6 separate regions of the Mus musculus genome follow, and all the other regions are linked to region 6. Evidence: chromatin loops called from intact Hi-C (ENCODE). Cell type or tissue: left cerebral cortex. All regions are shown on one strand.

Region 1 (5,000 bases), 750 kb after region 6:
CAGTACAGGGGAAACACCAGGGCCAAGAATTGGGAGTGGTAGGTAGGGGAGCAGGGGGTAGGAGGGTATAGGGGACTTTCAGGATAGCATTTGAAATGTAAATGAAGTAAATACCTAATAAAAAATTGGAGAAAAAAAAAGAAAAGAGAAATAGTTTTCAATAATGAGTTTGGTAAAGTCATTATTGAAACTGTGTAACACCCAGGGAGTATAACATAACTGCCTTTAAGTTGCATAACAGTGTTTAAGTTGAGAGGCAAAATAGTGTGAACTCCCAACAAGTTGGGCTCACTTTCTGTTTGTACTGCCTGGCTATGAGGTATTTTCTTTTTCTGACTCTGTTTCCTTACTCTTACAGTTGTTTGTATTGAATATTCTATGCTAAATCCTTGCGTAGACTTTCCTGTCAACTAAAAGTCAACTGTGTTTAGAGTTGTATTGGTACACACTGGTGTAAGAAGAGCCACAGTATGAGAAGAGTCTCTCTGGCTCAGCTCGCTCCTTATCTCTTGTGTGGAGAGCCTCCTGTGCATAGTTGTAAATGCGTGAGGGGGGGAGGGGAGAAAGGGAGGAAGACTAGGATAGCTTCAACTTAGTGCAATTACTGATGTTTAGAAATTGACCAGAAGTTTGTATTTTCACTTAAATTAATTATCACTGAAAATTTTGCATGTGAGTTTTAAATTATCTGACTTTCTTAGAATTTCTTTTTATCCTTTACCAATCCAAACAGGCTGTCCTATTCCACCCTAGGATTTTGAGAAACTGACCTTTTTAAGCAGTTGGGAGAAGCTGACCAGAGAACATGAATTTATTTTTCACGCCGGCCTGTGCCAACTGATCGACAGGCCTTTTACCAGGCTCTGAACAACCAGAAGCCACTTAACTCTTAACCAGGGTTCTCTTAGCTCTTTGCAAGGTGGTGATATTAACACTGGCTCGCTTTGAGGAGGAAACAGCTTATGTAACCATGAAGCCTGCAGATCACACAGTGAACCCAAGGTGGGCTAAACTCTACACAGTGTGAAGTATTTACTTTTTTGTTTCTTTTGAGAGGATATTTCTGAAAATGAAGTAGTGTCTATTAATGGTACATTTGCTTTTCCTCCTTCCATGGTTTCAAAGTTTTCTCTGCTGGTCTTCCCCTTTGAACTTTCTTCAGGAGTTTTTGAAGAAAAATCAGTGGGTTGATGAATTATCTTCTTGGTAGAGCACTGTTTACCTCAACAGTTTTCATAATTCATCGGACAAAACATTAGGAAGGAGGCAAATTTAAATGTGAAAAGCAGAGCTGGAGAGATGGCTCAGCGGTTAGGAGTACTGACTGCTCTTCCAAAGGACACTGGTTCAATTCCCAGCAACCACGTGGCAGCTCACAACTGTCTGCAACTCCAAGTCCTGACAACCTCACTCAGACGTATGTGCAGGCAAAAAACCACAGCAATGTTCATAAAATAAATAAATTGTAAAAAAAAATGTAAAAGGCGGTTTCTCTGTAGACAAAAATTTAAAGCATTTTTATAAGATGAGAAATTTTTAGAAATCATTTCTAAGATCAGATGCATTTAAAGGGCATTATTGCAAAGTTAATGATAATGCTATACGAACTGAAATCTGATCATTCCACATATATCTCGACTTGATAAGATAATAAGAAAGGAAAGAAAAGAGTCATAAAGCCAAAATGCTCCCCTTTCCCTTCAGGTTTGACTGACCATGGTTGTTAATTTTAACATCCATTAAGGTCGCTTGCTTTATGGAATAATAAATTATGAACTAGCAGGTTATGACTGCCTGTATGTTGTACACCATATGGCCCCATTCAGCACTGATATAGGAAATGCCACATACTTGGTAAATATCAGGCATGAATGACATATGGCAGCAAGGGTGGACAGAAATCTAGTTTGAAAGCTCAAAGTCCTAGAATGGTAAATTCGGGCCCCACACAGATGAGGCTAATACCATTAGCCATTTATTGCAAAGGAACTAAATCTTTACAAATTAAACTCATGATGGATTTTAATCACTTGGCTAATGTTGGTAAATGATTATGCCCCAAGCCATCATGATAATGATCATTACTAGCAAGAATCTGTTTTTACAATGTTTCTAATGCTCAAAATTAATCCAGAAGTCAAGAGCCATTAAATCATTTCTCCTGCAGCAGAGTTTTAAGACGGGAGCATATTTCACGTAGCTGTCATTAAAAAACAAAAGCTAAGAAGGCGATGGAAAAATACAAAAGAAAATCAAGCTATTAGCTACAGCGCCACCAAGCGACCAACTTCACAATTCCCTGTAAAGCCCGAATACATAAAAAAGCACATACAGAAACGAAAGTGCTGTAAGACCACAGCAAGAATCGCCAATGGATGCTGGTTATTGACCAATAATGAGTCTCATAAGTACAAGAGGGTAACTTCCCACTCCCTTGAGTTATAGCACTTATGTGAGACTCATCAGAACTAACCTGGTGGGTTCCCAGAGAGCTGCCAAACATTCAGAACTTGAAACAAATAAAGATAAGGCCATTTAAATAGCAGCTATCCCTGGGCGGTACCCATGGCATTATATGACAGCATCTTTGCACAAAGAGTAAAGTATGAACAGGTGTCAGACTTCTCACACTACTTCCTACGTCACAAATCCTATGGGACAAGATTATATGCTGGCAAATCTAAATCAGTTAATAAATCAGTCAGTCAATCTATTTATCTACCACTCCATCCAACGTCACTTTATTATCTGCCTATAATTTATAATAAGAGGTTTCCTAAGTAGTAGAAAACTAAAGCATTTTATAATTCTACACAAATAACTTACAAATGACCTCACTAGCAATGTTTGAGCCATTAACTTTTTCATTTGTTCACCAGGGGTATCAGTAGCTCCAACTGTTCCAGGCATAGTGCTGAAGTCTGAAAATGGCATGGCATTGTGGGACATCACGTTACTAGGAGCTCAAAACTAGTCATGTAAGATGGAAGGAACATGGCTTGAGAAAGGATGAAAAATTTAAGGATACTAAGTGTACATGTCAGCAATAGGTAGGGCCATTTCATCTGTAGACTACAGTAACTGACTCCACCCTTATGAGCTGTCCCTGAAAAACTGTTTTCATTCTTAAGGCCGAGCATCACGAAACTGAAAACCAACCAAGCAACAAAAATGACTAAGGGAGTGACACACTAAGTGACTAATGGGAGAAACTCAAACGGAGCTAAATTTAAGCCATTGGCTTTATGGACGTAACAAATTGGGTCTAAAAATAGGAGTCAGACAAAGGAGCTGATACCGTTCTGCAGTATTCAAAGAGATAGCCATGGGAGTGAACAGTGGGATGGAGTTAGGTAGAGGAACATTTAGATTATATCAGGAAAAGGCTTCCTGTTGGAGAAAACTGGCAGATTAACACAATCGTCACCAGGAAATGTTGGGAGCTCTATTTGGTGATAAGTGGAAAGCTCGGACTGGAGCTGGAAACGTGTTCTCAAGAGCTGAGGAGAGGGAACCGTTTTGATGGTGCCTTCAGCCTCCCAGTGTAGCGATCCACACCCTGCCTGTGTAACAAGAGGAGTGGAAATCTATCAAGACAGGGCCAAGAAAAGCAAACGTGTTCTCGTGGAATGTGAGAGTGAGTTCATAATACTTCAAAGGTATAAACTGTTCAGTTAAACCTCTCTTCCCCTTTCATTTGATGCATCTCTCCATTGGGCTGCGTCAGGGGTTAGACAGAGCCACGGTCTGGTTTATTAAACTGAGAACAGGAGCTCAGTCCTGTATGCCACTAACTAGAACTAATCCAAGAGATACGGCCTCCAACACAAAACCTGGTGTTGATGTTTACCATATACAGCAATTTAAGTTATTGCTTCTCTCCTGGACTGAAATAAGTAAAACACAAAGAAAATATTAATCACCCAGGCTATGTCCATTGACTCTTTGCCCTTACCTTTCATGACATGACTTATAGGGAGTTGGAGTTTATTATCCCAGTCAGTTTGCACTGACTCCTAGTTAGGTCACACTGGAAAGGCCTGGTTTCCTATATGTTTCTGTTGCCGTTATATTAAAGGGCAAGAAACAAAAGACTCTGTGTCCCCGGAGCTTCTCTGTGGACACTGTGACAATGCACCTCTACTTGGCTTCAGTTCCTGACTTGGGAAATACGTGTTTCTCTCACAGTTTCTGCCTGGTGGCTTTGGACCTTCACTCTCACAGTTGCCTGGCCCTACACCCACAGCTGTAATGCAGTTTTCTTTCTTCTGAGTCTCTGTTCTGACCTTCATGATGATACATAGTTTCTACTGCCAATTTACACTGATCTACCGGGGAAATCAAAGAGAAAAACACTAATGTTTCTGGCCTAATTTTCTCAAATGGCACAGAAACACTTTGTGGTTGTTAGGCTTTGGTTTAAGAATTCATCATGTGAAAATATATCCATTATTCACTTTTCATATTTCATATTTCAGGTATATCATCGAATCAACAGTGATAGCTAGGCTTCTGTTACAGATTACAGTTTAAATTGTCCTTTAAGCCATAAATAATTAGTCATTATTAATGACTTTTTATAGGTAAAGAAATGTTTTGCTAATATCAACTTACTTAGTGTTTTCTAGGAATCAAAGTACTAGGATTGTTTTGCTTGTTTTACAGTGAATGGTCAGAAATATATGTTCTAGAGTACTCATATAACTGTTATGCTCATGGTTTACCAAAGTACTACCCACTATAACTTACTATGTACACTCTATAATTTTCTTGCATAAGTAAATTATTGTTATTTCTTTTTAAGTACAGTTGGTATCCATATTTTTCCTGTGCCATAATTTAGAAAATTTGATCAACAGACAGGTAAATAGATGGTTTCCCTCAACAAGTTATAATTAAAGTCCCAAACACTTTCTCATGTTAGGCAATAGATTGCCTTAAAACACACCTATGTGTAGGCCCACATGACTTCAGTAGCAGCTGAAGATACAGAAAATTGC
Region 2 (5,000 bases), 180 kb after region 6:
AGCACTTGTGAGGCAGAGGCAGGTGGATTTCTGAGTTTGGGGCCAGCCTGGTCTACCGAGTGAGTTTCAGGACAGCCGGGGCTACACAGAGAAACTATCTCAAAAAAAAACCAACCAAACAAACAAAGTCCTTTTCACTTCCCTTGATTATTTGTAAACCAAATTAGCATCTTACTTTGGCCGTTAAGAGTCACGTTATGGAATCACCCATGGAAGGAGTTACAGAGACAAAGTCTGGAGCTGAGACAAAAGGATGGACCATCTAGAGACTGCCACATCCAGGGATCCATCCCATAATTAGCCTCCAAACGATGACACCATGGCATACACTAGCAAGCCTTTGTTGCAAGGATGGTGATATAGCTGTCCCTTGTGAGACTAGGCCGGGGCCTAGCAAACACAGAAGTGGATGCTCACAGTCAGCTATTGGATGGATCACAGGGCCCCCAATGGAGGAGCTAGAGAAAGTATCCAAGGAGCTAAAGAGATCTGCAACCCTATCAGTGGAACAACATTATGAACTAACCAGTACCCCAGAGCTCTTGACTCTAGCTGCATATGTATCAAAAGATGGCCTAGTCGGCCATCAATGGAAAGAGAGGCCCATTGGTCAGGCAAACTTTATATGCCCCAGTACAGGGGAATGCCAGGGCCAAAAAATGGGAATGGGTGGGTAGGGAAGTGGGAGGGGGGGAGGGTGTGGGGGACTTTTGGGATAGCATTGGAAATGTAATTGAGGAAAATACATAATAAAAAAAAAGAAAAATATCATGCTACTTGTGGGAATATGTTATACTCATATTGTTTTTCTTAGAATCAGGTAAATTTTAACAACCTAAGAATCTAAAAATTGTTTTTCAACAGTGTTTTAAGTAGAGATCTTTCCTCTAAATAAGTAGAATAAACATCTCTTTTATAACCAAAAAAAAGTTATTTTTTAATAAATTATGTTTGAAAATCTTCTACCTGATATGAACTTTTCAAATAGTTTTTCCCAGTCTATCATCCACCTTTCCCCTTCATCCCGTCCCTTTCCTCAAATCTGATCAGTTTTGTTGATTTTTTCATAGCAGGCTACATTGCTATGCTTCTGTGTATTTAAGGAGTCAAATAATTCCTGTAGTAAAAGCCTTTCACAAAGACTTCCGATGAGAAAACAAGCAAGAACAGGGTGTGAAGAGATGATTTATATGTCGCACACATATAATACCATAGCTACTATTTGAATCACATATGATTTGTACTGTATTGTTTATTCAACAAATACTTTTAAATGAATACAGACTATAAGACTGAAAGACTACATTCAAGCCAGGTGGTGGTGGCTCATGCCTTTAATCTTTCAGCGGCAGGCAGATCTCTGAGTTGGAGGTCAGCTTTGTCTACAGAGGAAGTTCCAGGGCAGCCACAGCTATACAGGGAAACTTTGTCTTGAAAAGGACAAAACCAAACCAAACCAAAAGCAAAGCAAAACAAAAAGAAAGACTGAATGTATTTATCTTTTCTTTAAGCTACTTTTGAATTCTCTGGTGTTTTCCAATTAGCAGAAATGCATTTTTGGAGAGTGAAGGTAAGTCAGTTCTGGGTATGCCTACTCAAGTCCCTCCCTCCCTCTCCCTCTCATCTCTCCCTTTCCTTTCCCTCCTTCTGGTCTTCCTTTCTTCTCATCTTTCTTTCTTTGCTTTATTAAGAAGACAATAAATTTACCGTGTGAGCTTGACAGTAATGATTGTGTCAATTAAGGTTAGGATTGGAGCTATCACATTTCCTTCCAAATATCCAAATTTATCTAAGAATTGTTGATTGCCAGCATCATATGCTGTCAATTACCTTTTGTGGGAACTTTCAAGTAGGAGTCGATATGACAGGCATCTTGCTTGCTGCATCCTTAAGACTGCCTACAGATGCTGACTTTTTAAAAAGAAACAAAGTTCACTTTTCATGCTTTGTATTCCTGTAAGTAAACTCCAACACTTCCAGTATAGACTGTTGTACAAAGATGATCAGAAAGTTATCCATTACTACATTGACTGTGTGTGTGTGTGTGTGTGTGTGTGTGATTCTTATGGCTTTCATCCTTTTCCTTCATTTCTAATTAAATGAGACCAGCAGGAGGATATATCTATATCATCTATATCAATATCATCTATATCTATATATCTATGTCTATCTATATTTATCTAAATGACACCAACTAGATTTTTTTATTTTGGAGTTAGATAGTCTATATCTTCTATTATAAATAACACAACAGAAAAATCATTTATCAGACAGCATGATTTTATGGTTATAGTCTAGAGAAGGGAATGATACATCAGTAAAGCAATGCAAAGCCAAGCCAGCAGAGCCAGCAACATTGTAAAAGCAACCTGCTAAATTTATAATCCCTTTCTCACACTGTAAAAGATGTGAGATGTTCGTTGTTTTAGCTCCCTGGTGAGCACTGAAGTCTGAAACATGATAGAGGAAAAGACAAACTTATTTGAACCGAACAAAAATGTCTGATGGCCTAGGAATTGTACAGAACTCTGCAGATAGCAATGTGAATATGGGAGAGGTTAAATCAAGATGAAGTCACCCAGGTTTTGGTTTTACGAGCAGCTTATCAATTCTTGGTTTAGACTGAACGGTCTTTGCAAGGACACCTAGTACAGGTCAGATGAAACAGGAAAACGCAGGAGACCTAGGGATGGTCTGTATATGCCAGGCTTGCATCGTTTCCATCCCTGTGCAGATCCACAGGAACCCTGTCTCTACTGAGCCTAGATGAGACCTCCCTGCCACTCTGTCAGAACCAGAAAGAATCTGAGTTTTGCTGTCATAGGAGTTACCAGCTCAGTGTTTGACTCAGAAAAGCACAAGGTGGGCTAGCGAGATGGCTCAGCAGGTAAAAGCACTGACTGCTCTTCCTAAGGTCCTGAGTTCAAATCCCAACAACCACGTGGTGGCTCACAACCACCTGTAATGAGATCTGACGCCCCCTTCTGGTGCGTCTAAAGACAGCTACAGTATACTTATATATAATAATAAATAAATCTTTGTGCCTGAGCAAGCGGTTCCAACTGGAGCAAGTGCAGTTGACCGGAGTGAGCAGAGGACCTAATACAATTCCCAACAACCATATGAAGGCTCACAACCACCTGTACAGCTACAGTGTACTCATATACATAAAAATAAATAAATAAAACAAATCTTAAAAAAAAAAGAACAAGGTGGACGCTTTTTTTACAAATGCACACAGCAAGAGGATACAGGATTGATAAGGCTCCCTGGATGAATTATTTTAAAAATTGTAGTCAAGAGAAACATCAAAAGAAACATTACAAATACAACAATAGACTATACTTGTGGCTTAATATACTGTTCCAAGCAGTTTTTTTTCTAGATGCATTTCAATCCTTTCTTGGCTCCTTCTCCAGGTTAAGGTGAAGCTGCACATTGTCATGGCAAAAATCTGAGTTAGGCATCTTCAACTAACCTCCTCCTTTCTTTCTATACACCTAGGCAGAGAATGTCTGTTCGCTTAGTTCAACGGTGTTTCTGTGCCATGCCCTGAAGCTGCTAACAGAAGTGTGGAAGAGCTTTGAATGTCCAAAGCTGGAGTGAATTGCTGCCCAGTTCACACTAATTATGCTACCCTTTTGTTTTACATCAACATAGTCTGGTTTTGTATCTTCATTTTCCCATATCCCCCATATCACCCTTCAAATAGATGAATAGCTAAACATTATATCAAAATACATTGTACATATGCACACAATTCTCAAAGATTAAGTAAAATAATATTATTAAGAGAAGAAAATCAGAAAGTTAAACATATAAACTCTTCAATTTTGGTAAATTTATATTTTACCCTTGCATTCTATAGTATCTTGAACTAATTTTATTAATTCAGAGTTAATTTTGAGATTCAAATGAAATGTCCTAGTTAGCAAAGCATTAGCTGTGTGTTAATCAAAATAAGATGCACATTATGAAATCAGAATCTAAAATGGATAACACTAATTAAAATATAATTTATGCTAATTAACAGTTAACCCACCTGTCTATATAGAACACACATATTTATTTTTGCAGTACTTTATCTTTGTAAGAAAATTGTTCACCATATTAGAGAACACTTTCAGTGCTAGCAGGTTGATTCTTTTTAAGCTTATAAGCAAAATTTACTTATTTTTATGCTTTTTCAAGGCAAAATATGATACTTTCCTTGCACAATCTTCAATGCATCAAGTTTTGCTTATTATTTTATAAATCATCATGCTTCCTCCTTAAAAGTTTTCTCATCATCATAAAGAAAAAAACCAAATAGCTGAAAATATCAGCATATAGTAAAACTTCAGCTTTAAAGAAATGTTCTCCTTCCATTAATAATACTTTTTTTTTTTTTTTTTTTTTTTACCTTCTGAGACAATCATAAGAAGTGAAAGAAAATGGAGGCGTTCCTTAGCTTCATTAAAAGTAAAAGAGTCTGTAGAACTATATGGTGGGCTTGAGAAACATTTTGTGGTCCTCAGTGATGGAACAAAGAATGACTAATTAGTTTTCTTTTACCAGGAGATATGAGTAATTCCAGAATAATGGCAGAAATGGGGTTGTAACTTTCCCAGACTGGACTAGCAAATTGTTCTTGAGAACAGCAAAGCTTTGGGGATACTTGGCTAACAGATCCTTCCTTACATTGCACATTCTTTCTCCTTAGAGAGGTCTACAAGTAAAACATGGAACTGGATTGAAGGCTGTGGGAGGGATTTCAGGAGGTGTTCAGTAGCCAGCCCTCTTCCTTTTCTCCTTGGCAGCAAGCCAGTGTTAAATACTCAGCTCATGGCCCAGATGTTTTGTCCTGGATGCAATGCAGTTACTTATTCATTGATTTCTGGGAATTTACCTTGACTTTGCTTGTCTGGAAACCATCCCCTTCTCGGGCCGTAGGCCAGGTTGGCCTTGACCTCACATTCTCCTGCTTTAGATACCTAAGTGCAGGGACCACAGGAAAGGAC
Region 3 (5,000 bases), 400 kb after region 6:
CAGGATGCACAACTTTCAAGATAAATGTGAAGTAATTGTTATGTAGAATGCTCAGTTTTGACTATTGATTTCATTTTAAGAAAAAAAATCTGTGTCTCCTTCCTTGGGAGAATAAAGACCTTGTAAAGTTGGTCAAGCTTCCACCAAGGTAACACAGTTTCCCTTTCTACATCTCTCCCCTGTCCAAGGTGTTCTGTTTAGTTCTTTCATGGTCTGGCTCAGAGCCCCCCTGCTGCTGACCTGGTACCCATGGCCTTTATTCATTCCAAAAAATAAATAACACTTTGAAATATTTATAAGGAAATTGAATAATTAATGTATTTTTAGCATCCAGTGCTTTTAGCAATAGGAATTTTATATTCTAAATTAATTGAAAGGTACATGAAGCAGAAAAACAACATTAACCTCCCCAACTCCATCCACAGGAAGGCCAGATCTGCATGTCACTGTCAAGTGTTTACGTCTTAGATGAAAATGTGCTAACTGCAGTCTTTAAAATGGAGCTTACACAGAGCAGAACATCAACATGCCTTTTTCAACCCTAATTAATCCTTTTCAGTCTTCCAAAGAACCATATAATATAGAAATAGGCCTATTGAGTGGTATCCTGTTAGAGTGTTCTTAGGCTATACATAGCAGATATTTAACAATAACATCAGCCAAATGCAAATATTATAGTGTCAGTCAAGGACAATTGTATTGTAAATACCAAATAAATGTCTGTCTTTAATATTATTCTTCTGATATAGGCTATAGTCTGTCATTTCTATTTTAAACAATGATAGTGCCATTAGTATTTTAATGTAAACTCTTAAGGATATTGTTATTCAGTAATTAACCACTGATGATATTCTTGAACTGTATTCTAGACCTATGATAAAAACATTATTTGTAGTGGGATATTTAATAAATCTTAGTCGATGAGAAGAAAGAGATTTCAAAATACTCATGCATATTTCATTTGAAAGAGCAGTCCAACAAAAAAAATCTTGCTTTTTAAAGCTTTGTGAAGCAAAATCTAAAAAAATGAAGAAAAATCCATAAGCTTGGTGGTCAATTAATCTCCCAATAATGCATTGAAGTGACTATAGGGTCTTCAGAAAACTGAAATGTTTTTCACTTTAGAGTCAGTGGGTTGGGATACTACAAAGATATTTAGAGATGCACTAGCACTAGAAAATTCCTTAGGAGAAAATAGACTTTAATGAAATAACTGTGTAGGTATTACTGCTTTAAAGAAATGTGGTTGTTTTAAGTCACTATATCTAGACTACACATTTTCTTAAGTTCTCCAGCTTGATTCCAGTGATTCACCTTTCTTTCCCCAGGGAGACAAAGAAGCTGAATTAGGGCTTCCATTTTCTCCACTTTGTGATCGGAAGTCAACAATGGTTGCCCAGTCGCAAATAGGTAATTTTGAAGAATGGTGGCCCCGAAAAGTGGGTGGGACTTGTTGGTGTTCAAATGCAGGTACTATGTAGTTCAAAGTCTTCCAGACCAACCTCACTCTACACTCAGGATAAGCTTTGGCTTCAGGCTGATCTAGCTAATGCTGAAGGAAAAATCAATGAAGTATTTTTACAAAATGCATTCAATAAACCACTACTGCTGGCCAAGGTCAGGTGTTTCCAGGTTCTTGTCTTCTTAGCCAAGGAGTTAAATTAAAAGCCCATACAAAATTTTCAGGAATAGCAAGGGAATTAAATTTAAAGGAAAGCAATAGATCTCCCTGACCAGGGACCCATGTTACAGCCCAGAGTCTCTTGATGTCTTCTGAAGGAAGGGGAGGCCAGGTTCTAAGGGATATACTTACAGCAGCTCTATATTCTGATTGCTAGATTAGACCACATGGTCATTCTCCTACCACGTAGCCCACTTCCTAGAATGCTTCTGATGGAATAGAAACTATTCTAGCTTTGACTATTGTTAGGGAAGTGGAATCCTATCATTATCTTTAGAGGGCTATAGATGTAACAGGATGCAGGTGGCAGTCTATGGTTGTTAGATGAACTGTATAAAGAGGGATATGTGTATGCACGGAGCATACAAGGAGCTAGACTGCCAAGAGCAGTACTGACAAGAGGGATGTGTAACACAACCAGCTGAGTCCCAGGTTACTAAACTATTTCCTATGCTTGCCCATCTCTGATAATATTCCGACAGCCAGCCTCCCCCTTACGGAACCATGTGATGTATGAATCTGTATCCCTTCTCCAGACATGGGCTCTGGTGTAGCTATTACAGAGCTTCAGGACAGTAGGAAAGTGGCTGGCTATAACCCTTTCCCCTCCCAGACAACTTCCAAACACTGTTCAGCCAATAAAACAGCATCTGGTGTTTATCACCATTCAGAAAGTGTGGATGTTGTAAACTCAGAATCTCATCAAGCAAGCTGGGCTGATTCGGTGGCTAGTGGCTCTGATACACATTCCTCTTAGTGAAAGAGGTACGGACTCACTGGACAGTCTACCTGCTCTAGTGAGTTAAAAGTCTAGGGGAACAGTTAACTTCACTTTGAATTCAAGTATTAAGATACAAGATTATTGTAGGATTTTTTGTAAATTTTGAGATGTGTCCCAACATATACTTGAGAAGTGTCAAGCATATACGACTTTGGGCAAGCATTCAATGGATAATTTGCATGTATGTCACTTCCAGACCCTTCTTTTCTTGTATTTAGATGTTAGTATCTATTTCCAGTGGGTTCAAGGCAGAAGCTCCTAATAGCTCTTGGGGCCACAAGGTTTTGCAGTCCCAGAGCTTAAAATGGTTATTGTTTTTAATCCCCCTTTCCTCACTACTAAGAAGCAAACACATCCATGGTCAGGGCTCTGCTCTTTGCCTGTCACTCTCCATCTTGATGAGCACTTTAAATCTAAGTCAGCACTCAATGCTGACATCTCAAAGTGGTGGGATTAGTGCTGTCGCCTGGAGATTGTAGTGTCCTCTCTGCTGGCTCGGCAGCATATGCCCACACTTTGTGAACGAATGCTTTACATCCAGAGAATAATAAACAGCAATTTGAAATAAGGATGTGCTGATAAATCACTCTGATGCAGTCAGGAAAAAAAATAGGATAAAATAAAAGTGGCTGTCCTTCTGTGGCCTGAGGGTTGGGGACTTTTAATTATCTGGTCTTCTTAGAGTTTAGATAGAATTTATTTTTTTCTGGTGTGCATAACATTCAACAACCAAAAACCAAACGAAGACCATTCATAAGAGTAATGTCCTCTCACTGAGAAGAAAAGACATTCTTTTTTTTTCCTTTTTCCAATTTTTTATTAGGTATTTTCTTCATTTACATTTAAAATGCTATCCCGAAAGTTCCCTATACCCCCCCCCCCCACTCCCCTACTCACTCACTCCCACTTCTTGGCCCTTGCGTTCCCCTGTACTGGGGCATATAATGTTTGCAAGACCAAGGGGCCTCTCTTTCCAATGATGGCCAACTAGGCCATCTTCTGCTACATATGCAACTAGAGACACGAGCTCTGGGGGTACTGGTTAGTTCATATTGATGTTCCACCTATAGGGTTGCAGACCCCTTCAGCTCTTGGGTGCTTTCTCTAGCTCCTCCATTGGGGGCCCTAAGAAAAGACATTCTTGATCATTAGAACTGGCTCAAGAGCTAGGACAGCATAAGGCGTAAAATGTCAGATAGGAAAGATCACATCCTTGGGCTAAGGAAGTCTAGTTTATCAGCTCTCACTACTGAATGCATTATTACCCAAAGTAGCTGCCTCTGAAGGTTGTTACTGTCCACAGCTTAGCCAGTTCTCTAGTGAGCACTTGTTTTTCTGCATGTGTACCAGAAAGTCCTCACTGTGGCTTACCGTGTGGTTTAGGAAACTGTGATTCTTGATTGGATCTCCCATTCTGTGTGCTTTGCTTTTTTAGGTTTCATTGATTTCATAGTGGAGCCAACGTTTTCTCTCCTGACGGACTCAACAGAGAAAATTGTCATTCCTCTTATAGAGGAAGCTTCAAAGTCACAGTCTTCAAACTACGGGGCAAGCAGGTATAATAGGTCTTCGTTTGCATATATTAAAGGTTTTACCCAGTAATTATTCTTTTCCTCAAAGGTAGGCCTGCAGTTCTTGCAGTAATTATTAGGTAGTACTGCCATCTAGTGTCTATATACTGTAGTGCACTCCCTTTGCAACTGATCATGGTCCACAAATGGTGTATGGATGGGAGGGGAGGTGGGAGGAAGGAACTGGGAGGAGTGAGTAGAAGCCACATCATAGTCAGAATACACTCCATGTGGGAAAGAGGACGGGGGTTGTGTTAAGCACCTGCCACGTGTTACATCTGGGCCCATGTGACTGTTGTTTAATGGGTCTATAAACCTGTCTCGTATGGTCTCTTGACCTAGTTGTCTTTTTTTTTTTTTTTTTTTCGTTGTCAATGGTAGCTCGTCCACCATGATTGGGTTCCATGTTGCTGACTCTCTGAGGCGGTCAAATACAAAAGGCTCCGTGTGTGATGGGAGCTATGCCCCAGACTACTCGCTCTCAGCTGTGGATCTGAAGAGTTTCAAAAACAACCTGGTGGACATCATTCAGCAGAACAAAGAGAGGTGGAAAGAGTTGGCTGCCCAAGGTACAGTTGTTGATGATGCTACCATTAAGGAGTCGCTAATTCCTTAATAATTTGTGCTTTCTTCCACTTGATGTGCTTCTTTTATAAAACACACAAACTCTTGCTGGTTTCTGAAATTGATCATTCATGAGACAGTTGGTCCCATTGCTAGCTAAGAAAGGATACTCCTGCTTATGTCACTTGAGCTGCAGATGTGTGTGCTGATGGATGGTGGCCATGCAGATGTGAAATAAGGGATAGTAACATGATGACAAACTCTGTAAGAACCCCTGTGCTTTGTCACTGGTACTTGCAAGCCTGTGCCAGCACCAAGCAAAGCCACTAGCTCTTGCTGTATCTATCTGAGTGTCTAGCATTTTAGTCAAAAGTAAAAGTTTGGGGCTGGAAAGATGGCTTTG
Region 4 (5,000 bases), 200 kb after region 6:
GGAGAGGGAGAGAGACAGAAAGAGACCGCAAGACAGAGACAATCAGTTGTGTAAAACAAACAGGAGGGATTCCAGGAAATAGGGTATCATTAGTAGGTTGTTCTGGGGGCTTTAAATGATTTATGGAAGAAACCCAAGTGGACTAGGGAGGAGGCTGAGCTAAGAATCCAGTTGGCCCAACTAGGTGTTCAGAAACATCCACTCAGTTTCCGTCTCAAATTTAGGAGCCACATAGACAGAGGTGTACATTATCTGGATGTAATACAGAACCGGGAAACAGAGCTCTCTTCTGGCTTTGCTTTAAAGTTCCTGCTGTACTGAAAAGTCTCTATCTCCTGTTGTGGTCAATATGATGTGTGTGTGTGTGTGTGTGTGTGTGTGTGTGTGTGTGTGTGTGTGTTTGTATATGTGCACCTTTATCATAGAAATTAATTCAGTTTTATATTTAGTCAACACAGGTGTGTCCACACTGTACACACTCCTTGATGATTTGAAATGTCATTTTATTATGCACAGAATTTCTCACGAATAGTACTTCTGTACATAAAGTTAGAAATCCAAAGAGTATCCACTTCTGTATTTGTTAGGCACTGGCAGAGTCTCTCAGGAGACATCTATATCAGACTCCTGTCAGCAAGTTCTTGTTGGCATCCACAATAGTGTCTGGGTTTGGTGGTTGTTTATGGGATGGATCCCCAGGTGGGACAGTCTCTGGATGGTCATTCCTTTAGTCTCAGCTCCACCCTTTATCTTTGTAACTCCTTCCATGAGTATTTTGTTCCCCCTTCTAAGAAGGATTGAAGTAGCCACACGTTGGTCTTCATTCTTCTTGAGTTTCATGTAGTTTGTGATGCTCACAGCCATCCATTGGACTGAGCACAGGGTCCCAAATGAAGGAACGAGAGAAAGGACCCAAGGAGTTGAAGGGGTTTACAGTCCTATAGGAGGAACTAACCAGTACCCACAGAGCTCTCAGGGACTAAACTACCAACCAAAGAGTGGGACTCATGGCTCTAGCTGCATATGTAGCAGAGGATGGCCTTGTCGGTCATCAATGGGAGGAGAGGCCTTTGGTCCTGTGAAGGTTCTATGTACCAGTATAGGGGAATGCCTGGGCCAGGAAGTGGGAGCGGGTGGGTTGGGGAGCAGGGGAAGTGGGGAGGGGATGGGCAGTTTTCTGAGAGGAAACCAAGAAAAGGGATAACATTTGAAATGTAAATAAAAACAATATTTAATTTTTAAAAAAAGGAAGGCCAAATAGTGTTTTGTGTTTTATTTAGAATTTTGTACAGTGAAAGAGAATTTTGGTACTGAGGTTGTCAGCTCAAAAAGACAAAAAGCATATTTGGATTATGGCGTCCACTGGCTTCCATCACTTCGGTCTGCAAATAAACACTCCACCATGAGTCTATGGTGGAGCAAAACTGAGTTCACAAGCCAGGCAGCAACATAGAGAGATGAGGCTGTGCTTCAGTCCCTTCACAACCCCTCAGCGAGCTTATGACCACCAGAAAGGTCACACATCTGAAAGTTTCACAGCTTCCCAGTTCAGCCTCCCTGGAGATCAAGTCTTCAGTAATGAGTTAACAAGGATTCTTCAAATCCTGCCTCAGTGGGAAGAATTTGACTGAGTAACTCTGCTCAGTCACGCTCTTGGGCACAAAGCCTTGTTATATGGAGTGGGTGATGGGATTAGTGTCTAAAATCAGCCCTTCAGCTCTTCCTTTGCAAGACCTACCTTGGTGGGTGTGTAACTCACTTGCAAGCATGACACTCATCCTCTGCTTGGTCTGGCTTCAGTAAACCATGAGGTGGGAGATACATTATTGTCACAATATCTTATACTAAATTCCAATTCCTTGGTTAACTCAGCAGGGGGAAAATGATTTGTGGCTGGGGCTCAGTGTATCTAAGGCTTTGTGCACAGGCATTTGGACCCAAGTTCCAATCCTCAGCACTCAGGTTAGGCAGGCACAATTTCACATGCATATAACTCCAGAACAAGGTACAGAAACGAGGTAGATCCCTGGGCTTGGTGGCCAGTTAGACTAGGGGAAATACCAAGCTACAGATGCAGTGAAAGATCATTCATCAAAAATAAAATGGAAAAATCATTGAGGAACCTAACCCAGGTCAGTCTCTGGACTCCACACAAATCCATACAATTAAGGACATAAATGACAACAGAGATACACATGCAGAGACAAACACACAGACACACACAATCAGGTGCGCACCCACACCCACACCCACCCATGCACAGGCAGAAACAGACACACATGTGCAAGCAAGCACAAGTGCACACACACACACACACACACACACACACACACACACACACCCTGAGAACAGCTTTTGTTGTTGGTTAGCAATGACCAAACCTTGGGTTGTCAGAAGTTAAACTATAATGTTGTGGTTAAATATCAAGGACATATTCAAAAGAAAGCAAAAAAGTAAAACTGTAGTCTCTGCTGTGTAACCCACTTTCCAGCAGAGGCTTGGCTTTACAGTGGGTGAAAAATGATGCAAGGAGAAAAAGGGCAGAGACATGTGGAAGAAAGCAGCAGAAAGCGCAATCTTCAGAATGTCAAGGCAAGGGAGGGGTCAGAAGACAGCAGCTGCTCTTCAGGCTTTCGACTAGCAGCCTCCTCGGCCAGACCTGACAGCTGAAGCTCAGTTCTCATCATCCAGCCTTGATCTTCTGCATCCTGATGCCAGCCAAAGTGTAAGAAACCACAATGTGGGCTGCCCACTGTGCAAATGCAAGTCCATGATGACAGTTGACCTTCAGCTGTGGCTTAAAAGAGCAATAGAAATTATATTGTTTGCTAATGCCTTATAATTAAGGTAGGGAGTATATAATGAACAACACATGTCCGAAGTTTTTTTTTTTGTTTTGTTTTGTTTTTTAACAGTATTGCATTGGCATAGCTTTCAGAAATCGCCTAAAAAGTCAAGTATGCTACATAAATAATTAAGCGAGGTGCTTATGATAATTGAATAATTAATTATTTTTATTCTCTGCTAGATCAGTTAATAAGAGTATTTTGTGAATAGTATTTGTGAATTACACTTATACTCCCTACCTTAATTATAAGCTATTACCAAACAATACAATTTCTATTTTTCTTTTACGTCACAGCTGAATGTCAACTGTCATCATGAACTTGCATTTGCACACAGTCATGTTATCACATGTATGCTAATCTATTATTGTGTACTGATGTGCTTATGATTTTTGTAACAAAAATTTACCCTTGGAGGGTACACATTTCTACAGTGTGGTGACTTGAATGTGATTGAACTGCGGGCCTTCCCTAACTTCAGCGTGAAGGTCTGCATAGGGGTTGAAGCTATGTGTTGATTAGGTTTGTTAGAAGCCAAGGACTTGAATATGTTGAGTTGCCCAATTTTGACATTCAACATTTTTCAGAAACTGGCATACATTCCGGTAGGCATCCCCTTTTCTGCTTATAATTTAGAGACATACTTTTTTGCAAATTTGAAAACACTATTTTTGTGCTCCGTATAGTTTTATACATCACGATGAGCTTGTAGCTAACAGTGGATAGCATCAATATGGCATCTTTATAATGGAGGCCTCATGATTTCCAAAGTAGGGCTCCTTGGAAACAAGAGAAACAAAGCAATAGCACAAATGCATGAGATGGATTCGCTCTGAACTAGTTTTTGATTTAATTGAACTACAGGGATTTTCATTTCCCTGGTAATGTATATTTTATTAAAAAAACTTTTTTGAGAACTAGCTTGATGTCATTGGCATCTCGTTTTCTGCCATGGCCAATAAATTCACTCTCATGACCTGAGAGGTGGAGCTAAGCCAGTCCTGGATTCCAGTCACTTCCAAAATTTTATAGCTATTTCTTCTTCAATTTTGTACTTTATGTCTTAATTTTTTCTTGTTGTTGTCCTTTCCCCCCTAATCCCCCGTTCTCTCTGGTTAGTAGAATTTTTGTGGATATCATTGTTTTTGGAAATATACTACATGTTTTGGATGCTTTTATTTCTCTTGGAGGTAGTCGGCAATATGTGTCACTAAAGATAATTCTATGGACAGGAAGTATATGGGTAACTTGGAATCCAGAGTTTACCCTTAGGGTGTGCTAGGTCCCATGCTCAGTACTTATAGACTGATATTTTCTTCTCTAATCTTGAGATTAATATATGAGGTGAAGTTCATCTTCTCTAACGTGCTTTCTGTGTTAGTAGTTGCACTTATAAGAATTCTTCACGGATTATCTGAGTTGGTGTAATTTAGTGTAATGTCAGCTGAAGTCCAGTCACATTTTAAAAGCAAATAATGCATACAGTATAGTTATCACAAATTACTGTGGATTTTTTAAATTTGTAACTATTTGGTCAACACTATTCTCAATCTCCTTTTCAAACATGTGAAGCAAGGAGCAGAACTATTAAGGAAATCCTCTAATATGAAATAGCTAGAGTCAATGTTAAAACCCAAGGCGTCTCATCCCTACTTTTATGTATATTTGGGCTTCATGACTTTTCAGCAACAAAAACATAAACTAATCTGCCCACTGTTGAAGGCCTCTCAGAGACTATGACAAACAAACCCTTATGAAATAATACCCAGACAAGCACATCTTCCCTTGTCACGTTGCTATGCTCTTGGCATTACTGGCCCTCCAACACCTTATTCTAATGAGGAATTAGTTAGCACTTCTAAGGGGCTGCATTGCCCTCCTATCCACTCTTTGTACTATTCTTCATGTAGACTTGAATTGCCATTGAGGTGTCTTGGTTGTTTTGTTTTGTTTTTTGCTTTTTGTTTTTGTTTTTTTTGTTTTTTTGTTTTTTTGTTTTGTCTTCACAGCTGAGTCGATTATTTTTTTTATTTGTTTTCTGTTTTGTGCATATTTGCCTGGCTCAACCTACGTAGTTGGCAAGGATACATTTTGGGATATGCTGTTGTACTGTGTTTCATCCATAGGCTTATTTCAAGGTTTGATGATACTAGT
Region 5 (5,000 bases), 140 kb after region 6:
TGCAAATCTAGAACATTTGTTTGTATTTTTTCAACAGTTAAATAGGAATGTCTTATAACATTTCCCGTAAGACTTTTTAAAAGGCTATATGAATTAAGTCCTCATAACAACATGTAAACATTGAAATAGCCACTAAATATTGGATTGCTATTACCTAAATGTCTTTGGATACATGAAGCCTTAAGAATCCAGGCAATGGGCAAACCCTGAAGGACAAATGAGCAAAATTGTGTGTGAGTCTCTGAATAAGAAGAGACAATACTTTGGAGGATATTTTTCTAAGCAGCTTGCAGATAGCAACAGATATTATGAAGGTCCACTCAGGATCTGTGCCTGTTTCAAAGAAAGCTCGCCATGTGTGGCAGTTTGGCAGACAATCAGTTCTGATTCCTTTTATGTCCACTTTCTCTCATTTTTCTCCTAACATGCACAAACACCACAGCATCATTTTCTCTAATCTCTCTTCTCAGCGTACACACACACACACACACACACACACACACACACACACACCCTTTGCCTTCAACACTCACACACATGCATTCACACCCATTTCATTTTATTTATTTTTTAATCCTCAAAGGATTCACAGAGCGGGCTGAACGCAGCTGCTGTGTTTTCCCTGGTTAAATTGGCAGTTACCCACTGTGTAGAGTTGCTAGGAGAAGATGAATAAGCACGATTCCAGCATCACTTGATGGACATACTCTCTCAATAACAACCTGTGGAGCTCTGGGGTCTGTCTCCTGTACGGCTCTATGTGTGACTCTTCTCCGTGTTTGTCATTAATATTGGCTGCATTTATTCAGGAAGTGTGCTGTATTTTTAAGTGCCGCTTCCAGATCAATTAAGAGACAAAAGCCTTGGTATTTAAACAGGCACTTTCTTCCCAGGGTGGTGCTGCTGGTACTGCTTCCTACCATCTGGTTTCTTATTACATCCTGCCCTGCTTCAGCTGCTAGAGAGGAATTCAGCTTCTTGTAGAGCGCGAAAGTCATTCACGTTTCTTTCGTGCATAATTGAGCTCGTAAACTGTAGAAATTCTGATGTGCTTCTGTGCACGGAACAGTTGCAGATGAGCTGCTTGGCAAATAGCCTGAGCAGTCGGTCAGTAGTACAGTAGCAGCTCACATGTGTGGATTGCTCCCGTGAGGTCAGAGCATCTGTTTATACTCTGTCTGCTTGGGTTGGTGGTGGTGGGGGCGTTGGTGATGTGAGCAGAGTATATGCCTGTCAAAGACGGCAGTTCTGGCAGAGCCTTCCTTCGGCTTTGCGTCCCTGAACTGTTTGGATGGCTAAGAGATGCTACTGTGTAACGCTTGAGATTTGTAACGGACTGAGGAATGCTTGTCCTAGCCGCTGAAACTGACTGCACCTGTGTTGTCCTAGGAACATCATCATGGGGTCTACTGATACGGACATCGAAGAATTGGAAAACGCCACTTACAAGTATCTCATTGGAGAACAGACCGAGAAGATGTGGCAGCGCCTGAAGGGAATGTGAGTAAGCTCTCCTGGTCTTATGTTATATTTTCCCCTCCATAAATAGCTGACCGTTAACACAAATAATTGTGGGTGTTATTTGACTTTGAGGTTTAGTGTTTCCTTTGCAGAAATTTTCTCTTGAAAACTAAAATATACCCATTTCAGCTAGCAACTTGTTGAAAGCAGTTTCTGGACCTGCATGTTTTGTATGGAGTAAGGTAAGGCTCTGTGAAATCACTTTTTGTTTACAGTCCAGGGCTTCTGCTCCCTGCTGTGTGTGTTGTTTAGATGTGTGCTTTAGATAAGCACAGGAGGGACTAGGAAATCAGCTTGCTTGGTCCTCACTGAAATAATTTCTCTCAGGTAAGTGGAGAGAGAAAAATAAGATGGAGATTTCTTTCTTTGAAAAAAAAACAAAGATGGGATTTGTAGAATCATAAATTGCATATTTATTCTGTGCTTATTCTACGATGGATAAACTAATATTTTAGTAAGAAAATTATTTGTGTGGCAAAACAACATGAAAAGCATATCAAACATATTAGAGCTTTGGTTTAAATTAGTGAGGAATTAAATTTCCATTCCTCACTAACTAGTAAAGTGCGAATTGCTTCCAGTGTACTGACCGGGTTCTTAACAATACAGAACAGGATGTACAGTGACTCGAAGCACGACTTGTAATTACCTGAATCCACTTTGGTTCTAGTGTTAGCACCTTGCTCATCACCCCCACCCCACCCCACCCCCACCCCCACCACCGTCAGTGTGTGTGAGAGTTCTGGCCAGTGCTTCACCACAGCACTGTTTATATGCTCCGTTTTAATCATAGCACCAGTTGTAAAAGCCGATGTAACATTTGGATAGAAATATGAATATTTGTAGGTCATTGGAATTTCTAAGTGTATTTTCATATCTCAGAATTAAGTGGGGCATTAGCTTTACAAAGATAACTGGAGGACCACAGTGCCCCGTAGATGGATTCCCATCTTTAATGCTGTCGCATGTTTACACAGTGTTTCATGAAAGGTAGTATATGGGCAAGCTTATGTCATCGCTTTTATAAAGGACAACTACATCAAACTTTGTTTAGAAGTCCAAATCCTCTCTACTCTTCTCCATCTGGACATAGAGTGCTCTCAGTGTATACATATTTTCCATTACATGAAGCAATCCATGGTATTGTGGTGCCTCGCATGAAAGCACCCCAATAATGCAAACAGCAGAGAATAACTTTTAAAAAGGAAGCCATTTTTATAGCCATTGAACGAACGAGAGATATCTGTTTCAAAGAGCCATTGGAGATTTAGAAGGCAGATTCTCTAGAGAAACAAATAATCCTGTCGAAACAAATAGTGGTTCACACAATTAATTAGCATAGATGCAAATTAAGCATCAGCAATTACCAGATGATTTGTGCTCTAACCTAGTGGATGAACATCTGTACTGGGCTGCTATAACTGAGATCACAACCCATTTAGATTCTTCCTTTACAGGACAGGATGTTTTGTTTGCTCTTGGTATATTGTTTTTCCTTAGTTACTCCGAGGCAAAAAGATACCCCGTAGTGACGTTAGAAATATGTCTTCAAACAACTAGAAAATTGATTCCGTGTTTACTCAACATTTTTGAGAAAAGTTCTCTAACTTTTCACCTTGTCGTTTGATGGCCGTTTCTAAGAGGGGTGATGAGGTCTCTCAGCAGCAGAGCTTCTGAGTTGACAGTGGATTACATCTCTGTGTGCACACGCTGTGTTCTTTTGGACCGATTGCTACACAGAATCACTTAATGATCTCCAGCCAGTTTAGTGTTTTAAAGCCATTCTTACTGACTGAAGTGACTCAGAGCTTTTGTATTCAAGCAGGAAGAAATTTGCATTTCGGTTCATTCCTTTTCCTTGCACTTTGACTTAAGACATTCTCAGAGTTCCTGGCTGAGGCTTGTCAAAGCAAGAAAGAAGCTCCAAGCTTAAAATCTGCATGACTAATGACAAGCAAATTGTTTAATTATGGTCTTTTGTGTAGTCTGCTTCCAATGCAGTGATGTGCGGGACTCCCCATCCCCTTGATGAAAATGCCTCACCTCTTTAAAACGCAATACTGACTCAAGCCGAATTCTCTCATCAGTGTTGCTCCTGGCTTCTACTTTTAAGTGTCTGCAGTGAAAATCCTGGCACTCATGAATGCTATTAAACAGTTCTGTAATGATTTCTTATTTTGATAAAATAGACTCAGTGCTCACTATTGGATATTTATTTGGAAAGGATTTTATTTGATTTTCTTTTATGATATCCAACTTTATAAACTTATTGCTGTTTTTCAGCAGGCTATACATTTTTAATTTGGCATACAATATGTACATTTTAAGGTTAAATTCAAGTGGAGATGAAAATAAATGAAATATTTATTCATGAAACATGGAAACACAAGCCACTACAGAAGATACTTGGATAGTCTTTCATAGGTATTTTTATATAGTATATTTTAGACAATTTTTAAAAAGTATTGTTTTGCCTTTTACCCCAGCTTACTTTAAAACTTATAATTTTCCTGCTCCATTCTCTCCAATGTTTGGATTGCAAGCATGCACTACCACAACTGGTTTGTATACTCAAAGAGCTTGCTGACAGGAGCCTGATACAGCTATCTCCTGAGAGGCTCTGCCAGTGCCTGAAAAATACAGAAGTGGATGCTCACAGTCCTCCATTGGACGGAGCATAGGGTCCTCCAGAAAGGAGCTAGAGAAAGTACCCAAGGAGCTGAAGAGGCTTGCAGCCCCATAAAAGGAACAACAGTATGAACTAACCAGTACCTGTAGAGCTCCCTGGGACTAAACCACCAGCCAAAGAAAACACATGGTGGGACTCATGGCTCTAGCTATATATGTAGCAGAGGATGGCCTAGTTGGTCATCAATGGGAGAAGAGGCCCTTAGTCCTGTGAAGGTTCTATGCCCTAGTGTAGGGGAATGCCAGGGCCAGGAAGCGGGAGTGGATGAATTGGTGAGCAGGAGGAGGGGGGAGGGGATAGGAGGTTTTCGGAGGGGAAACTAGGAAAAGGGATAGCATTTGAAATGTAAATAAAGAAAATATCTAATTAAAAAAAAGAAATAATGACAAATTTTGTAAAACATGTGGAAACATTGCTATTCTAAATTAAGCATCAATTTCTCTAGAGTACTTGGTTCATTTGTTTAATGAACCTTTTTAGTGTGCACATGTTTCAAGTGTGTGGATGCATCTACGGGTGTGCGCATATGTGTGTGCATGTATGTGTGTGTGCGCATATGGAGACCGGAGGTCGGAGTTTCTTCCTCGTTCACTTTTCAGCTTAGTTTCTGAGGCAAGATCTCACTGATCTCGGAGCTGACCAGTTTAGCTAGACTGGCTGGCAAGCGAACACCTGAATCCACCCATCTGTGCCTCTGCAGTTCCAGGATCACGAGCTGGCAGCCTTGGAGCTGGTTTCCCCATCGGTGTTGGGGATATCCAAATGTGGGTTCTTGTGCTTATATGGCAAG
Region 6 (5,000 bases):
ATATAAAGTTTGCAAGTCCAACGGGCCTCTCTTTCCACTGATGGCCGACTAGGCCATCTTTTGATACATATGTAGCTAGAGTCAAGAGCTCCGGGGTACTGGTTAGTTCATAATGTTGTTCCATCTATAGGGTTGCAGGTCCCTTTAGCTCCTTGGGTACTTTCTCTAGCTCCTCCATTGGGAGCCCTGTGATCCATCCAATAGCTGACTGTGAGCATCCACTTCTGTGTTTGCTAGGCCCCGGCATAGTCTCACAAGAGACAGCTACATCTGGGTCCTTTCAGTAAAATCTTGCTAGTGTATGCAATGGTGTTAGCATTTGGAAGCTGATTATGGGGTGGATCCCTAGATATGGTAGTCTCTAGATGGTCCATCCTTTTGTCACAGCTCCAAACTTTGTCTCTGTAACTCCTTCCATGGGTGTTTTGTTCCCAATTCTAAGAAGGGGCAAAGTGTCCACACTTTGGTCTTCATTCTTCTAGAGTTTCATGCGTTTGGCAAATTGTATCTTATATCTTGGGTATCCTAAGTTTGGGGCTAATATCCACTTATCAGTGAGTACATATTGTGTGAGTTCCTTTGTGATTGGGTTACCTCGCTCAGGATGATGCCCTCCAGGTCCATCCATTTGCCTAGGAATTTCATAAATTCATCATATTCTTTTTTTTTTTTTTTATTGTGCAAAATTTTACCAAAGTTTGTAGACCAACACTTTTTACAAATCTAACTGTTAGAAAAGTCTCTAAAGTAGTAACAATTTCAGAGATTGTTATCTAAAAACAATTGTACAGTAGCAAATATAAATAAATAAATTTCAATAAGCTTAGCTAGAAATGAGACTTTCTATTTTGGCATAATAATATAAATGAGACACTAGAGGGCGCTCTACCTCTACTGTGATTCAGGAGATAGCCAAAGTCTTCTAGAGCAAGGAAGGTAGATGAAGATATGTAGGTTTCAGGAAAATTAGAATTTTCACCCAGCATGTAAATAGCACTGGGCTCAGTAGGACTTCTATGCTCTAGTTTAAAATTTTCAGTAGGGACGATTTACGTTCTTTAATGACTAAGACACAATTAAAGTCTCACGAAGGCTCACCTGATTTAAGGAGTTAGAGTTACATGTAATGCCATTTTACTTGATTATATTTTGTTATCAATGCTGTGTAATATTGGGATGGAGGTGGGTGATTATCAGAGTACTGATTCAGGCAATCTACCCCTCCCCTGTGCCCATGTACATTAAATCCACAGGGGAGGCCCCAAAATGTTTTTGGATCTAGCATGTGTTAATCTAATATCCCTCGGTGCTGAATTTGACATTTCGGAGTGTGATGTTAATGAACACATTCCAACACTTATTTCTGAGCCCTTTTCTCCTTGGACCATCGGTGGAGGGAGAGAAGACTCCAATGAGATGGAATTTCATTTAGCACAGAGACCAATTTTGTTTATCAGGTTTTTAAGATCTGAAGTCTATGTCACTTCAGTTATTGCAGTCTCAACACTAATTAAAAAAATTTCCCTATTGTCTCAGAGCAAGCAGCTTTACTATATTTATTTGTTTGTTTGTTTGTTTTTGTTTTCGAGACAGGGTTTCTCTGTGTAGCTCTGGTTGTCCTAGAACTCACTCTGTAGACCAGCCTGGCCTTGAACTCAGAGACCCACCTACTCCTGCTTCTCAAGTACTGGGATTAAAGGTGTGTGCCACCACTGCCCGGCTTCGTAACTAGCAGCATTATCTATTGTCTATGTATTAAAATCTAGGTTAATTTGTAAAATCTAGGCAGCAAATACCTTTCGTGAACATTATTTTGTGATTGAATGAGCGTTGTCCCGTGGGTTTGGTTTATTGAAACAAACAAGCAAGCAAACAAACAAACCCTCCCGCCCCCGCCCCCCCCCCCCCAACCCTGTAATCCCTGCATTGCGTCACTCTTTACAGCTAGGATTGTGTTCTTGGCTATAGGCTCAACTGCGGAAGCTGACCAAAGGATACGAAGTGTCCTTGTATGTACCATCACCGGTAACAACGTTAGATTTCGGTTTGAGTCTAGTCGGCCAAGTACTCAATTCCTCAAACAGCTCAAGTTCTGCTTTTCTCCTTCCATGAAGACGGTAGTTGCAGATGAACGTTTAAGCCAGCAGAGGGGGCTATGCCATCACCTGCCTCCTACGGTTCACGAATCTTCCTTTCTGCACCCTCCTTGCTGTGTTTACCCATCTATCTGTAAGGCCTTCCTCTGCTGCCAACTTTTGCATCACATCCTTTATTCTGTAGCAATAGTCCTTACATTTATATAGCACTTTTGCCGCGCATTATGCGTCTTCAGAGTTTTCGTTCGGTTTATCTAAATCAGGGCTTGTCATCTGACTCCAGGAACTGGATTTCCTTATTAGAAAGAGGGTCACTACTCCCTGAGCTCAGAATGTCACGAGAAACACACATTGGCGTCTTTTTAGCCTATAACTGGATGCTTTTTTAAAAACATAGTATGGCATTTAGTCCGCTAGAACCACACAGTGTTTATTATACACACATACCCTGCCAATTGCAAGGTTTTTAAAAAATAGGTCTGGGTTGAGAGTTGAAGGTCTTCAAACAATTGCCCCAGACAGAAACTCAGTTTCTTAGAGCAGTCTCTCTCAGAAGTGAGTGAACTTCACCTGCACATACTCAGTAGGTATTTTGGTCCTTTATTATTTTTTCTCACTAGATGAATTGGGACTCCTCCCCCCTTCTTCCTCTTCTGCTTAACTTCTGTTGTCAACGACAGACTAGAGTGGTTTTGATAGTTAATTAGCTTCCTGCATAACTGACATTGAAAAGCTGCTTGGTCTACACATGTCTTTAATGCAACCTGGAAGAGATGATTCTAGAGCTCTTTCCACCTAGTATGACTTATTCTTCATGGTGTCCGTATTTTAAGTGGTACCATGATACTGGACTTAATTTTTTTTTCTAGTCTTTTCAGAAAACAAGATGGCATGTCTTTCTCCAAGTGCTCTTGTTCCATCTCTGCAGAGCTACAAATCTATCTCAGTAGAAGACAAGTTGACTTCTGTAAGTCTTGGGCACATTGTAAAAGCAAGACACGTTTGTAAGGACCTCACAGGAACTATGACAGATTGCAGATGGTTACAGGTGCCAAGTAATGCGATGCTCTGGGAAGATGTGCCACCTAATCTCACCATACTATACTGAGAAGAGACCAGAGACAAATCCTGCTGTTAAGAGCCAGGCATCCATCTGGGTAGGATGCCATCTCACTATGGTACCTTGTCTGGGGGTGCAACACCCTGGTAAAGCCAGTAAGAGCAAGGCTCATCTCACACGGCTGCTGCCTTTAAAAAATTCATGGAGCAGAATCGTTCTGGCAGATCTGATATCGCTGATCTTTAGCTGGGTGAGTTTACAGTGCTAATTCAGTCAGTCTCTGCGGTATGGTCAACTTATAAACACAAAACACTGAAACCCAAACCCAAATCTGCAAAGAAATCAAAGTGCCAATTTTTTTGTGTTACCCACAGTTCATGATAAGAATCCGAATCCTCTGGTAGCACAGGCAGAACCCACTTTCTCTGTGATGAGCTACTCGGGGTCCAGTCTTATTAACAGGATGTCTACTAGCTAAATATTTTTTCTCATAACATTTTGTAGTTACTGCCAGTTAAAATAAACCTTATTGCATTTATTTATTTTCATTTATTTGGGGTAGCTTGCAGAAGTCAGTTTGATCCATCTACAATGTGAGTCTCAGGGATCGAACTCGGGTCATTAGGCTTGGCTGCAATCACCATTATCTGTTGAGCCATCTTGTTTGCCCAGCACTGTCGGTGTTGAGGACTCAGTCAAACACGGAACTTTTGGTGACAGGAGGCTCTTCTTTGCAGGTGATTTTGCTCACTGGTGATGAACCGAAACGATATTCTTGTCAACTGCGAAGAAGAGTGGCTGAAGTTTTCTTTTGCCATTATACTCTCTTATTTATATTTTATATCCCCACAGCGTCTAACAGAACTTTATTTTCAACCAAAACATAACATTTTGTTTTCTAAAGAGGGAAGATATGAATCACCATTTCAGCATACTTAGAGGAAGAAAATTTACTTCAGGCAAGTTCTTTCCTATAGTTTGCTTTTAACATTTATGGTAATTTGCCTCCGTAGGGAAAACTACTAAAAGCATTCCGCTTACCTATGGAGTAAGAAGCCGGCAGAACTGCCCCTCTCATGTCCTTTCATGCTACGGATGCTAAATATGTTGCACTTGGCATATTCATCACTTTCATTACACATTGGACTTCAACAATTCATCTTTTTCATTACATATTGAATGTCTTCTAATAATGAGGTCTAAGAGACTAACTTGTAGTTTGCTTTAGATACCTCAGTCTTTGTCTTGTCTGTAGCATAATGATTTTGGTAAATATTGTTCTACTAGTTGAACATCTGATGAGCTTTTTACTAATAGAGGACTTTGATTTGACAAAAAAAATTAAGTGTACCTCGGTCTCCAGAATATCTGTAAAGTTCTGACTGGGAAATGTCCATCACAACCCTGGCTTTGTACAGATGAGGAAACTTGGGAAGAAGAAAGTACTGTGATGATTTTATGATGTAATAGTTTTATTTAAAAATGCCCCCAAAGAAATAATTTTATCAGAGCAAAAAAAAATTACAGCATACACACACACACACACACACACGCACACGCACACACACGCACACGCACACACACACACACACACACACGCACACGCACACACACACACGCGTGCACACACACACACGCACACACACACGCGTGCACACACACGCACACGCACACGCGCGCACACACACGCACACACACGCACACACACACGCACACACACGCGTGCGCACACACACACGCGCGCGCACACACACACGCACACGCACACACGCACACACACACACACACACGCACACGCACACGCGCGCGCACACACACACACACTAGCCATCAGCACAGTTCTC

The links. Peaks named below come from ENCODE experiments on the same cell type or tissue, not always from the same donor. Only the 100,000 strongest peaks of a DNase experiment are listed, where the experiment ranks them.
Region 1: it touches region 6 in a loop (11-fold over the local background); 10 of 42 quality-filtered maps call a loop at or near these places.
Region 2: it touches region 6 in a loop (3-fold over the local background); 3 of 42 quality-filtered maps call a loop at or near these places.
Region 3: a loop joins it to region 6, with 8 times the contacts of the local background. A loop is called at or near these places in 38 of 42 quality-filtered maps.
Region 4: a loop joins it to region 6, with 2.5 times the contacts of the local background. A loop is called at or near these places in 2 of 42 quality-filtered maps.
Region 5: a loop joins it to region 6, with 7 times the contacts of the local background. A loop is called at or near these places in 6 of 42 quality-filtered maps.

Annotation. Positions count from the first base shown.
Region 1 is chr2:79,509,432-79,514,431 of GRCm38, reverse strand. No RefSeq gene overlaps it. Among named protein-coding and RNA genes, the nearest start is that of Gm39867, 38 kb to the left of the region's middle. In left cerebral cortex, a CTCF peak has its summit at 2,290; DNase peaks (open chromatin) are centred at 2,277 and 3,173.
Region 2 is chr2:80,086,826-80,091,825 of GRCm38, reverse strand. All of the region lies in intron 2 of Pde1a (phosphodiesterase 1A, calmodulin-dependent), which reads left to right. Among named protein-coding and RNA genes, the nearest start is that of Pde1a, 40 kb to the left of the region's middle. In left cerebral cortex, a CTCF peak has its summit at 2,989 (motif pointing left); a DNase peak (open chromatin) is centred at 2,424; H3K27ac peaks cover 426 bases.
Region 3 is chr2:79,864,640-79,869,639 of GRCm38, reverse strand. Pde1a (phosphodiesterase 1A, calmodulin-dependent) reads left to right here. Exons shown (of 16, transcript NM_001159582.1): 12 at 1,329-1,410; 13 at 3,898-4,018; 14 at 4,415-4,602. Among named protein-coding and RNA genes, the nearest start is that of Ppp1r1c, 160 kb to the right of the region's middle. In left cerebral cortex, a CTCF peak has its summit at 4,130 (motif pointing left); a DNase peak (open chromatin) is centred at 4,148.
Region 4 is chr2:80,067,551-80,072,550 of GRCm38, reverse strand. All of the region lies in intron 2 of Pde1a (phosphodiesterase 1A, calmodulin-dependent), which reads left to right. Among named protein-coding and RNA genes, the nearest start is that of Pde1a, 59 kb to the left of the region's middle. In left cerebral cortex, no CTCF peak of the experiment used is centred here; DNase peaks (open chromatin) are centred at 1,744 and 2,556; H3K27ac peaks cover 376 bases.
Region 5 is chr2:80,125,234-80,130,233 of GRCm38, reverse strand. Pde1a (phosphodiesterase 1A, calmodulin-dependent) reads left to right here and starts at 822. Exons shown (of 16, transcript NM_001159582.1): 1 at 822-1,153; 2 at 1,390-1,500. The coding sequence starts at 1,400. In left cerebral cortex, no CTCF peak of the experiment used is centred here; DNase peaks (open chromatin) are centred at 1,161, 2,576, 3,445, 4,936 and 2 more places; H3K4me3 peaks cover 3,668 bases; H3K27ac peaks cover 3,298 bases.
Region 6 is chr2:80,264,189-80,269,188 of GRCm38, reverse strand. No RefSeq gene overlaps it. Among named protein-coding and RNA genes, the nearest start is that of Gm36153, 26 kb to the left of the region's middle. In left cerebral cortex, CTCF peaks have their summits at 881 (motif pointing right) and 2,146 (motif pointing right); DNase peaks (open chromatin) are centred at 909, 1,723 and 2,154; H3K27ac peaks cover 190 bases.